Linked DNA regions of Homo sapiens: region 1 is linked to region 2. The links are chromatin contacts, found by Hi-C or POLR2A ChIA-PET in ENCODE. All regions are on one chromosome and are shown on one strand. The core of a region is the stretch at or near the end of the contact, and the rest is flanking DNA. Distances in the headings are between cores, read along the strand shown. Region 1 holds the start of PPAN-P2RY11 (PPAN-P2RY11 readthrough). Region 2 holds the start of ZNF266 (zinc finger protein 266).

Region 1 (6,741 bases), core at 2,269-4,768, 670 kb after region 2:
GATAACACAGGTCAGTGTCCTGGACATCCCTCCCTTTCCCCCACACCCTCCACTGCAGAGCCCAGAGCGTGGGAGGCTGCAGGCCCTGGGGCAGCCAGGCGTGATCCCAGCCCCAGACACGCACACACCACACATAGAAAGAGGAACATCACTGGGGACTTACCGTGTGTAGGGCTTGGCTCTAAACTCTCCACACCTTTTACGTATTTGATCCTTACAACCTGAGCTGGATTCTGTATGTACCCTCATTTTACAGCAGGGAAAACTGAGGCTCAGAGAGGGTAAGCAACTTGCCTGCGGTCACACAGCCAAAAAGAGACCAGGATGGGAGCCAGCCAAGGTAGCTTGACTCAGAAACTCACACATGTACACCACAGCTGTCACACACATATGGGCACATAACAGAGTGGACACAAACACACACACACACATTTGCACGCACGCACACATTAACACCCAGCGAAAGTCTGGGTGCAGTGGCTCATGCCTGAAAGCCAGCACTTTGGGAGGCCGGGGCAGGTGGATTACCTGAGGTCAGGAGTTCGAAACCATCCTTGCCAACATGCTAAAACCCCGTCTCTACTAACAATACAAAAATTAGCTGGGCATGGTGGCATGCGCCAGTAATCCCAGCTACGCGGGAGGCTGAGGCAGGAGAATTGCTTGAAGCCAGGAGGTGGAGGTTGCAGTAAGCCGAGATCGAGCAACCGCATGCACTCCAGCCTGGGCGACAAGACTGAAATTCCATCTCAAAAATAAATAAATAAATAAATAAATAAATAATAAATAAATAATAATAAAGTGAGGAATTAATTAATTAAAATAAAAAATAAATATAAAAGACACAGCTGTAAATTTTTAAATTGTGATAGAAACAATATATTCTTAAAGTGAAAACCCTACCTCAGTTACATGTGATTTATGTTTTTTGGATTAATCTGGATTTTATAATTAGAAATAAAAATGTAAGGCTGGGCGCGGTGGCTCACGCCTGTAATCCCAGCACTTTGGGAGGCCAAGGTGGGCAGATCACGAGGTCAGCAATTCGAGACCAGCCTGGCCAAGATGGTGAAACCCCGTCTCTACTAAAAATACAAAAATTTGCCGGGTGTGGTGGCCCATGCCTGTAATCCCAGCTACTCAGGAGGCTGAGGCAGGAGAATCGCTTGAACCCGGGGGGCGGAGGTTGCAGTGAGCCACTGCACTCCAGCCTGGGCGACAGAGTAAGACTCTGTCTCAAAAAAAAAAAAAAAAAAAAGAAAAGAAATAAAAATGTAAGATTTTGAGTCCACATAATTATTTGTTGAAAATAATACAAGTCAGTATAATAGAGAAGCATTCATATATTCAACACTGTGAGACAAAACACCAGAGACCTTGGATTTGATAATTGATCTGATATCCTGGACAGTATTCATATGTACAGTGATAGCTATCTTTCTTTGGTGTTTTTTTTGTTTTGTTTGTGTGTGTGGTGTGTGTGTGTGTGTGTGTGTGTGTGTGTAGTTTTATGGTTCTGAGTTGGTGGCCAGTAAGTTCCATGTAGTGTTGGCACTTATTTAATTAACTATTCATGATTTTGTTAATAGCTTGTTATAGAATTCAGGCATATATTTTTCAGCATAAGAAGCCAAGCACACCAGCTTGTCATTGGAGAGAATATATTAAGTGAGAAAAACATTCAGGAATCAGAGCTTTAACATGTTAAAGTTAGTGCTAAACATTGTCATATTGGATCTGAACCTATCCTAATATATAACCATAAAGCTTGACTTCTGCATTGGAACTATGCTTTCATAAATAAAGGATATCTCATTGATTAAAAAAAATTTTTAAAAAGACACAGCTGGAAACATAACAGTTTCAGGCAACAACTGTATGTTCCAAATATGGTCACACACACATCACAACTTAAAGGGAAATGGGGTGGGCTGAGTGGGTCTTTATCTGTGTGTCAGGCTTGTCCACATCCTGGTTCTTGTGATCACACAGTAGTGCACAGATACAAAACAGGTACACACAGTTGACACCCGGAAACCTATCCACCGCACCACAGAGGTCACCGTCTGTCTCCCACACACTCGGTCACATTTTCACACAAGTCAAATCACACGAGGACGGAACTGGGGGAAGTAACCATGCAGTCATTTCCCAGGGGTACAAAGAAACTCACATAGAGCCCCACAGAGCCCAGGCCCAGGGTCTGAGACCTGTCCAAAGGCCCCACCGACGACCAGCCACACGCCGGGAGAGTCACCTCCTTCCCCTGGTCTGCACCATCCTGAGCTCCCGAGTAACTCGAGTGGACTCCAGGGTTGAAAAAGGAAATGGTCGTCCCAGATCTGAGAGAGGCTGCCAGGCTGGGCTCTGGGCCTGGGTTGGGGCCCCCACACTGGGCCCCTCGGCCCCCCACCCTCAGCCCCCTCTGGCTTCCCCATTGGCAGTAGAGAGGGAGGGAACTTCATAAGTCACAGAGAGGGGCTGAAGAATACAGAGAGTCAGACAGATGGAGATGGGAGAGGCATAGGGAGATGGGAGAGACATAGGGAGATGGCAGAGAAAGGGAGAGACGGGGAGATGGGGAGAGACAGAGAGAGATGGGAAGATGGGGAGAGACCACAGGGAGGCAGATGAGAAGAAAGAAACAGGGATGGGGCCAGACACAGAGAAAGGAAACTTCTTTAGTTTCCATCTTCAGTTATAAATGATGAAAGAGACAACTGATGACAGAGACAAAGTTACAAGAGGGAGAAAGAGACAGGGGGAAGACGAGGGGGAGGGGAGACACATCTGGGGGAGAGGAGGAAGAATTGGGGTGCCAGAGAGAGCAAGGAGGGAGAGGAGGCCGATGGGGGAGGAGAGAGTAATGTTCAGCCCAGTGAGGGGGTGTCCCTTTCCCCCACTGCAAGGTTTTGGGGAAGAAGCCAGAGGCCTGAGGCCAAGACTGAGGCTTTGAGCGGAAAGAAGGAGGGGGCGAGTTATTCACGAAACGCCCGCCTTGCCCTGAGTTTCCAGAAGGTGATGTGGAGTTTCCATCCCTCAGCCTGTCTGCAGACAGGGGTACCCGGGGAGGACAGCTGGCCCAGAGGAGTTGCGAGACTAAAGTGAATGATTGCCACAGTCATTCCCTCCGGTGGCTTCTCCCCAAGTACTTGGCGCCAGAGCGCCCAACATTGTGCATACATGGTCGCTCCTAATTCGTGGGCCCGGGGGACATTATCAGCCTTACTTTGGGATATTTTAGGAGCCTCGGAATGCAGAAAGTGGTTTTAGCCCAGCTGGAGGAAATGGGCCGAAGCGGGATTCGAACCGGCGGATTCGTTTCTCTGCAGCCCGGAGCCGCGTAGCCCCGCCCCGGTCTCCCTAGAAACAGGCACCCGTGTCTCCATAGCAACCGCTCCATCTGATTGCCCCTCCCCGCTCCCAGAGGCCACCTAGTGCGCAGGCCCGCCTGATGTCGTCCCACGCCGTGCCGGCTCTCAGGCGCCGGAAGTGAGCTGCGCAGCGCCGGAAGCGGCGGACGCAGGAGGCCTCGTGGAGGACACAGCAGCATGGGACAGTCAGGGAGGGTAAGGCCCGGCAGCTTGGGAGGCAGGTGGCGCAGGTGGGGTCCCGGCCGAGGTCGCGGCGCTGACCCTTTGTCTCTCGTCGCCGCAGTCCCGGCACCAGAAGCGCGCCCGCGCCCAGGCGCAGCTCCGCAACCTCGAGGCCTATGCCGCGAACCCGCACTCGTTCGTGTTCACGCGAGGCTGCACGGGTCGCAACATCCGGCAGCTCAGCCTGGACGTGCGGCGGGTCATGGAGCCGCTCACTGCCAGCCGTCTGCAGGTTTGTACCCCACCCCCAGCCCGCCTCCACCCACCCTCGGCCTAGTCTTCGTAGCTGCAGTAATGGCTCCCGCTGTAAAACTGTGGGAGGACTTAAGTCTCCCCAGCTGGAAAAAAAGACCCTCATGGGGAGCATCATTTCTGCCTTTCAGGGCTTTTGCTGGGCTGGAGTGAGGGCGCGCAGCTTGGGAGATAGATAGTCGCCTAAGCCTGACAGTTAAGACTGGAATCTGGAGCCGGGCGTGGTGGCTCATGCCTGTATTCCCAGCATTTGGGGATGCTGATGCGGGAGGATCACTTGAGCCCAGGAATTCGAGACCAGCCTGAGCAGCATGGTGAAACCCCGTCTTTACAAAAAATAGAAAAATTAGTCGGATATGGTGTTGCGTGCCTGTAGTCCCGGCTACTCGGGAGGCTGAGGTGGGAGGATTCCTTGAGCCCAGGAAATTAAGGCTGTAGTGAATCGGGATCGTGCCACTTCACTCCAGTCTGGGCGACCGGAGGAGACCGTGTTAGAAAAAAAAAGACTAGAATCTGGAGGCAGCAAAGCAGGGTTGGAAACTGACTTCTCCCCAGTATCTGATGCAAGTTACTTAACCTCTCTGGGCCTGAGTTCGCTCATTTGTCAATGGGAAGATGCGCTGTGAGCAAGAGACAGAGTTAGAACTCAAATCTGCGTCCGACTGACTCTAAAGGCTAAGATCCTTTTGCTCCTCTGGGCTTGTTGAAAGGGTCAGATGCAAGACAGACCATAACAGGATCTGCACCGTCAGCTTATAGTTGTCACAACAAGGGATAAGCTATGTTTTCTTTTTTTCTTTTTGTCATTTCCAGGTTCGTAAGAAGAACTCGCTGAAGGACTGCGTGGCAGTGGCTGGGCCCCTCGGGGTCACACACTTTCTGATCCTGAGCAAAACAGAGACCAATGTCTACTTTGTGAGTAGACGCCCTCACCCTTCATCTCCCCCAGACCCCCCCTTCCCCTATCTCTCATGATGAACACATATGCCTCTGAGCTGCTGTGATTTCTGGCTTCAAAGTAAACGCTCTGAAGAAGAGATGGGGCAAAGGTGCCTACTCCGGGCACCTCTGCTAGACCCCTCCAGAGTCACTGATCTTTTCTTCTCCTGCAGAAGCTGATGCGCCTCCCAGGAGGCCCCACCTTGACCTTCCAGGTCAAGAAGGTGAGAGGGGTGGAGGTGGTACAAAGCCATGTGGGGTGGGAGCTGGACTTGGGGTTGTCCGCAGCCATGTGTGGTTGGTGGTCACCCCCTCCTCTCTCCTGTCCTACAGTACTCGCTGGTGCGTGATGTGGTCTCCTCACTGCGCCGGCACCGCATGCACGAGCAGCAGTTTGCCCACCCACCCCTCCTGGTACTCAACAGCTTTGGCCCCCATGGTATGCATGTGAAGCTCATGGCCACCATGTTCCAGAACCTGTTCCCCTCCATCAACGTGCACAAGGTGGGTCTGGCCTGGCGAGGTGGCAGGTATGGGGGGGTGCAGCGGATAGAGGTGCCACAGGCCCTCAGATGGATTGCTCACTCCTCCCAGCGCTGAGACTGGGAGCTCCTGGGTCTGCTGAGTCCTGAGGTCAAATCCCACTCCTGTGTCTGATGATGCTGGGCAAAAGTGTCCAGAGATTCCCCCAGCGGTCCACACCCCGTGAGCTGCACCTTTTCCAGCCGGTGGAAAGAAATACTGATGGAGCTCTGTTTCCCACGTGTGTTGAGTGCTGGGCTGAGCAGGATCGTAGCATCTCTTCTTAGGGCCCTGTTTTACAGAGGGAAGCTGCGGGCCCAGTGCTATGGCTTCGGCCTGTAATCCCAGTACTTTGGGAGGGCGAGGTGGGAGGATCGCTTGAAGCCAAGACTTTGAGATCAGCCTGTGCAACATAGCGAGACCCCATGTCTACAAAAAGTAGATTTTTAAAAAGCCCGGTGTGGCGGTGCATGCCTGTAGTACCAGCTACTGGGGAGGCTGAGGTGGGAGGATCACCTGAGCCCAGGAGGTCAAGGCTGCAGTGAGTTGTGTTCACGCCACTCTACTCCATCCTGGGTGACAAAGCGAGACACTGTCTCAAAAAAAAAAAAAAAAGCAAATCTGAGGCTGGCAGAGATGCTAAGTTTAGATTCCAGGGGGCAGGACTGGATTTTTAATTTCATCTGGCTCCTGAGTCCTAGCTCCTAATCCTTGTCACTAGTGACTCTCAGATGGGACTTATAAATTATATATAAGATATCAGTCATCAGGGAGGCTAATACGGCTCTGGGACCAGAATTTCTTGTTTACCTTTTTTTTTTTTTTTTGAGACGGAGTCTTGCTCTGTCTCCCAGGCTGGAGTGCGGTGGCACAATCTCATCTCATTGCAAGCTCCGCCTCCCAGGTTCACGCCATTCTCCTGCCTCAGCCTCCCGAGTAGCTGGGACTACAGGTGCCCGCCACCACACCCCGGCTAATTTTTTGTATTTTTAGTAGAGACAGGATTTCACCGTGTTAGCCAGGGTGGTCTTGATCTGACCTCGTGAGCTGCCCGCCTCGGCCTCCCAAAGTGCTGGGATTACAGGCGTGAGCCACCGTGCCCGGCCTTCTTTACTTTTTTTTTAAGAGACGGGGTCTCCGTACGTTGGTCTTGAACTCCTGGGCACAAGCAATCCTGCAGCCTCCGCTTCCCGAGTAGCTGAGACTACAGGCGTGCACCACCACATCCAACTCATTTTTCCATCTACTTTTTGTAGACATGGAGACTCGCCGTGTTGCCCAGGCTGGTTTTGAACTCCTGGGCTCAGGCAGTCCCACCACTTCAGCCTCTGGAGTAGCTAAAACTGCAGGTGCGAGCTGGAAGCAGCATTTCTAGCCAGTGCCACAGTCCACGAACAGTGTGTGTATCCCCCAAAGCCCCCACTTCCCCAAA
Region 2 (6,279 bases), core at 2,271-4,770:
TCAAGTGATTCTCCTGCCTCAGTCTCTCAAGTGGCTGGGATTACAGGCACCCACCACCATGCCCGGCTAATTTTTGTATTTTTTTTAATAGAGTCAGGGTTTCACCATGTTGGCCAGGCTGGCCTTCAACTCCTGACCTGAAGTGATCCACCCACCTTGGCCTCCCAAAGTGTTGGGATTACAGGCGTGAGCCACTGCACCTGGCTTACTTTTATCTTGATACACATAGTGTATACATTACTGTTGCTGTAGGGCATGTATGTGTATAAACCTAGTATGTACTGCCAACAGTTTTTGAAATTGGTTTGCCAATACACTCTCCAAAAAGCAGTATATGCACATCCTCAGCAACTTTATATCAGAATCCCCATCAATGATTTCACTACATGCGGCTAGTTCACTGGAACCCCTAAGTGCCAAACAGAGAAAATGTATAGAATTTAAGTCTTCACTTAAAGTCATCAGCAGGTTCTTGGAAACTGAGACTTTAAGCGAAATGACATACAACAAAGCGAATTTTTTCACATGCTAATTAATATAAGCGAGTTAAGCTCCTACAGCATATTTCTGGTCACAAAAACATCACTAAACTTCTAAATAAAGACCCCAAACACTTCTAATATTAAATATTGAAATAAATGTGAAATATATATACATTTAAGAAAGACTAATAAAAATAGGCTATTTATCCAATTTTTGATGAATTGGTATGTGATGGCAGTTAACAGTGGTGGGTTAAAACAAATAAATGCTTCCAAAGCAAAAACTCTAAGGACCACCTCCTACCACCAAGAAGCTCAAAAACAATAACAAATGGGGCCAGCTTGCTAAGTGGTACCATTTACTGTTGTACAGTTGTATCATTATCAAATGTTTTAGGAATTTTTATTTTACAATAGTTTGTATTCATTCATTCATTCTCCAATCCACCTATTCCAGTTCCAGAATGAAAATGGCCAGAGCCCATCCTAACAGCTCAGGGCACACACACACATAGTGGGACAATTTAGACACACCAATTAAGCTAACATGTGCATCTTTGGCATGTGGGAAGAAACCAGAGTACCCAGAGAAAACCCATGCAGACATGGGAAGAACGTGCAGAATCTACAGAGTGGCCCTACTGGAATTTGATTTTTTTTCCGTCATCGATGTTATAATTAACAGACATTATTCTAAGATCTGTTGTATTTCCAGGCCATGTGGCCCCTTCACAGCTTTTTGGCAGCCCACATTGGCAGGTGAGTTTTCTGGTCATTTACTTACATGGATTGTATCAAGCCAACCCCCTAGGTGTATGAGTGTCTATAAGGAGTCACGCAGAGTGCTTACTCTGGACATTCCTTCAGGGAAACGAAGGACTAATTTAGGTAGGAGAAGGAACCCAAAAGTGAATTGAAAAAAACAACGAGAGAAGTTTTGTCTGTTTATGAATATACATATTTCCTAAGACTAATAATTAACATCAGTGAATTTTCATGGAGAGCTTATTTTTCAGTGATCAAGCACTGATTCTCATTAATCCCTTGAATTAATTTCTTATTCATGTAATTAAAACACATTCATGCTTCTCCTATTTTCCCTTGATTTACATCATTTGTCAGATATCACTTACTTTGGCCAGGCACAGTGGCTTATACCTGTAATCCCAGCATTTTGGGAGGCCGAGGTGGGTGGATCACTTGAGGTCAGGAGTCTGAGACCAGACTGGCCAACATGCTGAAACCATCTCTACTAAAAAAAAAAAAAATACAAAAATACAAAAATTAGCCAGGCATGGTGGCGCACACTTGTAATCCCAGCTACTAGGGTGGCTGAGGCAGGAGGATGGCTTGAAAACCCAAGAGGTGGAGGTTACAGTGTTTCAGTGAGCCGAGATCCTGCCACTGCACTGGAGCCTGGCAACAGCGAAACTCTGTCTCCCAAAAGATATCACTTACTATTTCCTGTCATACATTTAAGATTAAATTATCCCACCACATTGTTTCCCCAACCAAAGAAAGAATACTGACTCTGTCAAACCTGGGAGTAATCTTTGATGCACTCCTCTCTCTCACCATAGAAGTGGAGTCAGCCAATTCACAGAATGCTTTGCCCAGCTCTTATTTCCTTCCCCTTCAGTATGGCTAAATCATACCATATTTTTGGTCTCAGCTTGCATATCACTCTTTTCTTAGCATTGCCTATTCCAAAGAAAAATAGAGAAAATAATTCTGTCCTCTACTTTACTTACAGACCTTCATCAATTTGTAATACACTTATTTGCTTGGTTACATGACAGCCTCCTCCACTAGTTTACAACCTCCCTAAGAACAGCCCTAGGCTGAATTTTTTTACTATGCCTTAATTAACCATTCAGACACTCATCCATTTACAGGATACACCAATAAATGAAGGATACATTTAAACACGGCACAGAATACAATCAGAACTACCAAAATGTATAACTTTCTGAAAGAACGAGTGACTGCGCAAAAAGACAATATAACGGATAAACAGTGTCTGCTAGTTTTAAAGAGACTAAAAGACATGAAACTTGGATACGTAATAGATCCCAAAACAATCAAAACCATATATTGGAACAAAGTGGAGAACTGTACCTTTTTACACAGGGTACATATTAACAACATTTTAAATTTTCTGGGGTAATAGTATTATGGTTTTAAAAGGACATGTCTTTATCCACAGGACACGTATTACCAAGCATTTAAACCTTAAGTGTCACGCCTGCAATGTTCAACTTACTTCAAAGCCTCCATTCCTTCTTCCTAAAAGCCCGTTTTGAAGCTCTGTGGGGAGGTACAGGCCTAGGAAGTTCAGATAAAAAGAATAGCTGAGTATTCTTGCTTTTCTTCAGTAGAAAGACTTCTGGTCTACAAACGTTTATATTCACATAGAGAAATAACCACACCCCAGATACCTAAAAAATAGCTTTATGTTTCTACCTGAATGTAGAGTGTCAAAAGTAAATACAGGATGCGCAAAGAGAAAAACAAATTCTCAGATAAAACAGGAGGAAGAAGCCCCCGAAACCAACTTTCACCCCAGTACTCACCGCGACGAGCTGGACTCGCCAGGTACGGGAGATTGGGGGGATGAAGGACCAGTCAACCTGATTCGAACGACGAAAACTCGTTGTTTCTGGAAAAAAAAAAGTCACAAAGAATTGCTTTGGAAGAGTTTGAAGCGGCAATCACCGTGTTTGCAAAAATCGTGAGGAAGCGCCCTTACGACAGATCCCGAAACGGCTCCTGGCCCAGGGCCGTCGCAGTGACAACTCGAGTGGCTTTTTGAACCTGGCGGCGCCAGGAGGACCCGCGCGGCCCCGGCGGACGCGAGCGGAGCAGGCAAGGTCTCTCTAAGGAGGCCCCTCGGCGGCCTGGGGCAAACCGGTACTTTCGCCACCCCTTCCACCGCTGGCTCCCACCCGTCATCCGACCTCGCCAAAGCTGTATTAAGCCCAAACGCCACCAGGAAGAAAACGGGTTTGGCGGCGCGGAGAAAGCGCCGGAAAACACAGCAGCGCTCCGTGACGTCACTTCCGCCTCCAGCCTCAAACCTGGAGGAGCGCTCGGGAACTGCAACCTCAGCCGAGCTGAACAACCTCAGGCAGAGAGATTCTGGTTTACTCCCCAGTGGCTACGGAGACGCCTTGGAGGCCTTGGAGTCTGCTCACCTTGAGGGATGGAGGCCAAAAGGGGCCCAGAGCACAAGGCTGAGGTTAGAACCAGCCCTGCGGACGGGGCTAACCTAGGGTGGGGTCGGTGGTGTTGGCAAAGTTAGAGGTGGGGGCTCCCCCACAGGATGTGCACAATGCTCACAAAAAGCTTTTATTCTCACCTCCTCCCACGTTCCTAGCACCCTCAAAATGATGCTTCCTTTGATAATCCTGCCAGTCCATGATATGGCCTATCTCCTCCATTCATTCAATCTAGTTTTAGTTTTTTATTTTGTTTTTGTTTGAGACAGGGTCTCACTGTGTAGTCCAGGCTGGCGTGCTGTGGGGCGAAACTCATGGGCTCACGCCATCATCCCGCCTCAGCCTCCCGAGTAGCTGGGTCTACAGGCGCAGGCCACCATGCCCGGCTAATTTTTTTTCCCCCAGAGTTGAGGTATGTTACCCAGGCTGATCTCAAACTCCTGGGCTCCAACAATCATCCCGCCTCAGCCTCCCAAAAGGCTGGGATTACAGGCGTGCACCACGGCGCCGGGCCCAATTCAACTTGAGGCCAATATTTCCCCTTATTTCATTTATCTGGACGCCATGCTAAATTCTAATAGTTGATTCCTTTGTGTATTCAATATGCTGATACTTTTTGTAAATGTTGATTTTTTTTTCTTTGACTAATATATTGTTTTCTGAGATCTTACAGTGAGTTCCAGGGCCTCGTTGTAAAATACCGCGTTGTAAAATAGCACTGATATCAGGCATTCACTTCTGCAGGAGTGATTCTAGTTTCTCCAGAAATCGTTTTTGCTGTGCTTTGTAGTGGGTGGCCTTTATGGAGTTAATAAAGTTATTTTGAACACTGTTTTACTAACATGAAGAACTGTTCATGTACATTATCAAATATTTTGTGAATCTACTGAACTGGTAACTATTTTGCAGTTAATTTTTCAACTCAAAAAGATTTTCTTTTTTAAGTTTCCTCTCTTGCATTAAGAAGTCTTCATAAACTCTAGATTACATATAGATTTCCTAATTTTCTTCTGCAGCATATTACTTTAAAAACATTGAAATCTTTCATACTCATGGAATGTGTTTCAGTATGTGGTGTGGGATAGTGGATACAATATCTCTTTCCTCCAGAAACACGGCCAATTATTGTAGTACCACATATTGATAAACTGTCCTTGATTTACTGATTTCAAATTCCATGTTTATTAAACTATAAATTCCTATGTATACCTGTATCTGATTCTAGACTCTATGCCAGTAATACATTTACTTATGCCAATATCAAGATCATAATCTTTTCATTCCAGTGGTTTTGTATCAACTAATAATATTCCGTGGTAATAATAATAATAATGGTAGCTTTTTTGTTTGTTTGTTTTTGAGACAGTCTTGCTCTGTCACCCAGGCTGGAATACAGTGGTACGATCTCGGCTCACTGCAACCTCCACCTCCTGAGTTCTAGGGATTCTCCTTTCTCAGTCTCCTGAGTAGCTGGGATTATAGGCACGCGCCACCACGCTCAGCTAATTTTTGTATTTTTTTTTTTTTTTTTTTTTAGTAGAGATGGGGTTTCGCCATGTTGGCCAGGGTGGTCTCAAACTCCTAACCTCAGGTGATCTGCCCACCTCAGCCTCTGAAAGTGCTGGTGTGAGCCACCGCACCTGGCGGTAGCTGTTTTTTAAATCTTACTACCCTAAATGCTTAATAGACATTAAATTTTTACGCTCCCAATGATGTGGCTATTATTGTGATTTTTCCCTTTTGGTTTTTAGACCAGCTGTATTGAGATACAATTCACATATAACCAACACAGTTCACCCACTTAAAGCTATATAATTCAATATTTTTTAGTACATTCGCAGTGTTGTTCAAACATAATTTTGGAACATTTTAATCACACTAAAAGAAATCTTTGAATGGGAAAACCCATTTACCTCCTCTTTAAGCTCCAGGGAACCACAAACCTACTTTATCACTACAGATTTTTCTTTTGTAGACATTTCATATGGATATACTCATACAATTTATTTTTATTTTTGTATAGACAGGGTCTCACTATGTTGCAAGGCTGATCTCGAACTCCTGGGCTTAAGTAGTCCTGCCTCGGCCTCCAAAAGTGCTGGGATTATAGGCGTGAGCCACCATGCCCGGCCTAAAAATCATACAATCTTTTGTGAATAACTTTTTTCACTTAGCCCGTTTTTCAAGGTTCATCTGTATTATAGCCTAGATCATTCTATTTTATTGCTGAATGATATTCCATTCTATGTATATACCATATATGATTTGTCTTCAGTTGATGGACATATGGTTTGTTTCCACTTTGGGGGTGTTGTGATTAATGCTGCTATGAAAATTCACATATATCTTTTTGTGCATACTGGCTTTTATTTTTTGAGAAATCACAGCTCACTGCAGCCTCTACCTCCTAGGCTCAAGCGATCCTCCCACCTCAGCCTCCTGAGCAACTAGGACCACAGGCATAAGCCACCACACCCAGCTAATTTTTGTATTTTTTTGTAGAGACAGGGTTTTGCCCAGGCTGGTCTCAAACTCCTAAGCTCAAGCAACCTGCCCGCCTCGGCCTCCACAAAGGCATA

The links. Hi-C counts contacts between places; a loop is a spot of excess contacts on that map. ChIA-PET counts read pairs that join two places held with the same protein, here RNA polymerase II (POLR2A). Pooled maps may share reads with other maps.
Region 1: a loop to region 2 is called in a pooled map, with 14 times the contacts of the local background. The contact joins the promoter of PPAN-P2RY11 here to the promoter of ZNF266 in region 2. A Hi-C loop is called at or near these places in 1 of 168 maps with a recorded cell type or tissue (CD14-positive monocyte) and 6 of 50 pooled maps. POLR2A ChIA-PET finds 5 or more read pairs at or near these places in 1 of 52 experiments (activated T-cell).

The regions. Positions count from the first base shown.
Region 1 is chr19:10,102,844-10,109,584 of GRCh38, forward strand. It overlaps PPAN-P2RY11 (PPAN-P2RY11 readthrough), which reads left to right and starts at 3,519. Exons shown (of 13, transcript NM_001198690.2): 1 at 3,519-3,569; 2 at 3,658-3,828; 3 at 4,662-4,763; 4 at 4,961-5,011; 5 at 5,121-5,291. The coding sequence starts at 3,552. PPAN (peter pan homolog) reads left to right here and starts at 3,519. Exons shown (of 12, transcript NM_020230.7): 1 at 3,519-3,569; 2 at 3,658-3,828; 3 at 4,662-4,763; 4 at 4,961-5,011; 5 at 5,121-5,291. The coding sequence starts at 3,552. It overlaps SNORD105 (small nucleolar RNA, C/D box 105), which reads left to right and starts at 4,808; the gene lies at 4,808-4,892. It also overlaps a transcript of ANGPTL6 not described here. RefSeq lists enhancers at 1-14, 3,156-3,799, 3,396-3,445, 5,088-5,731, 6,643-6,741 and a silencer at 3,666-3,715.
Region 2 is chr19:9,432,053-9,438,331 of GRCh38, forward strand. ZNF266 (zinc finger protein 266) reads right to left here and starts at 3,521. Exons shown (of 11, transcript NM_001370374.1): 1 at 3,232-3,521; 2 at 3,056-3,141; 3 at 2,746-2,807; 4 at 2,023-2,183; 5 at 1,616-1,734. It overlaps LOC105372269 (a long non-coding RNA gene), which reads left to right and starts at 3,589. Exons shown (of 3, transcript XR_007067133.1): 1 at 3,589-3,720. RefSeq lists an enhancer at 3,312-3,441.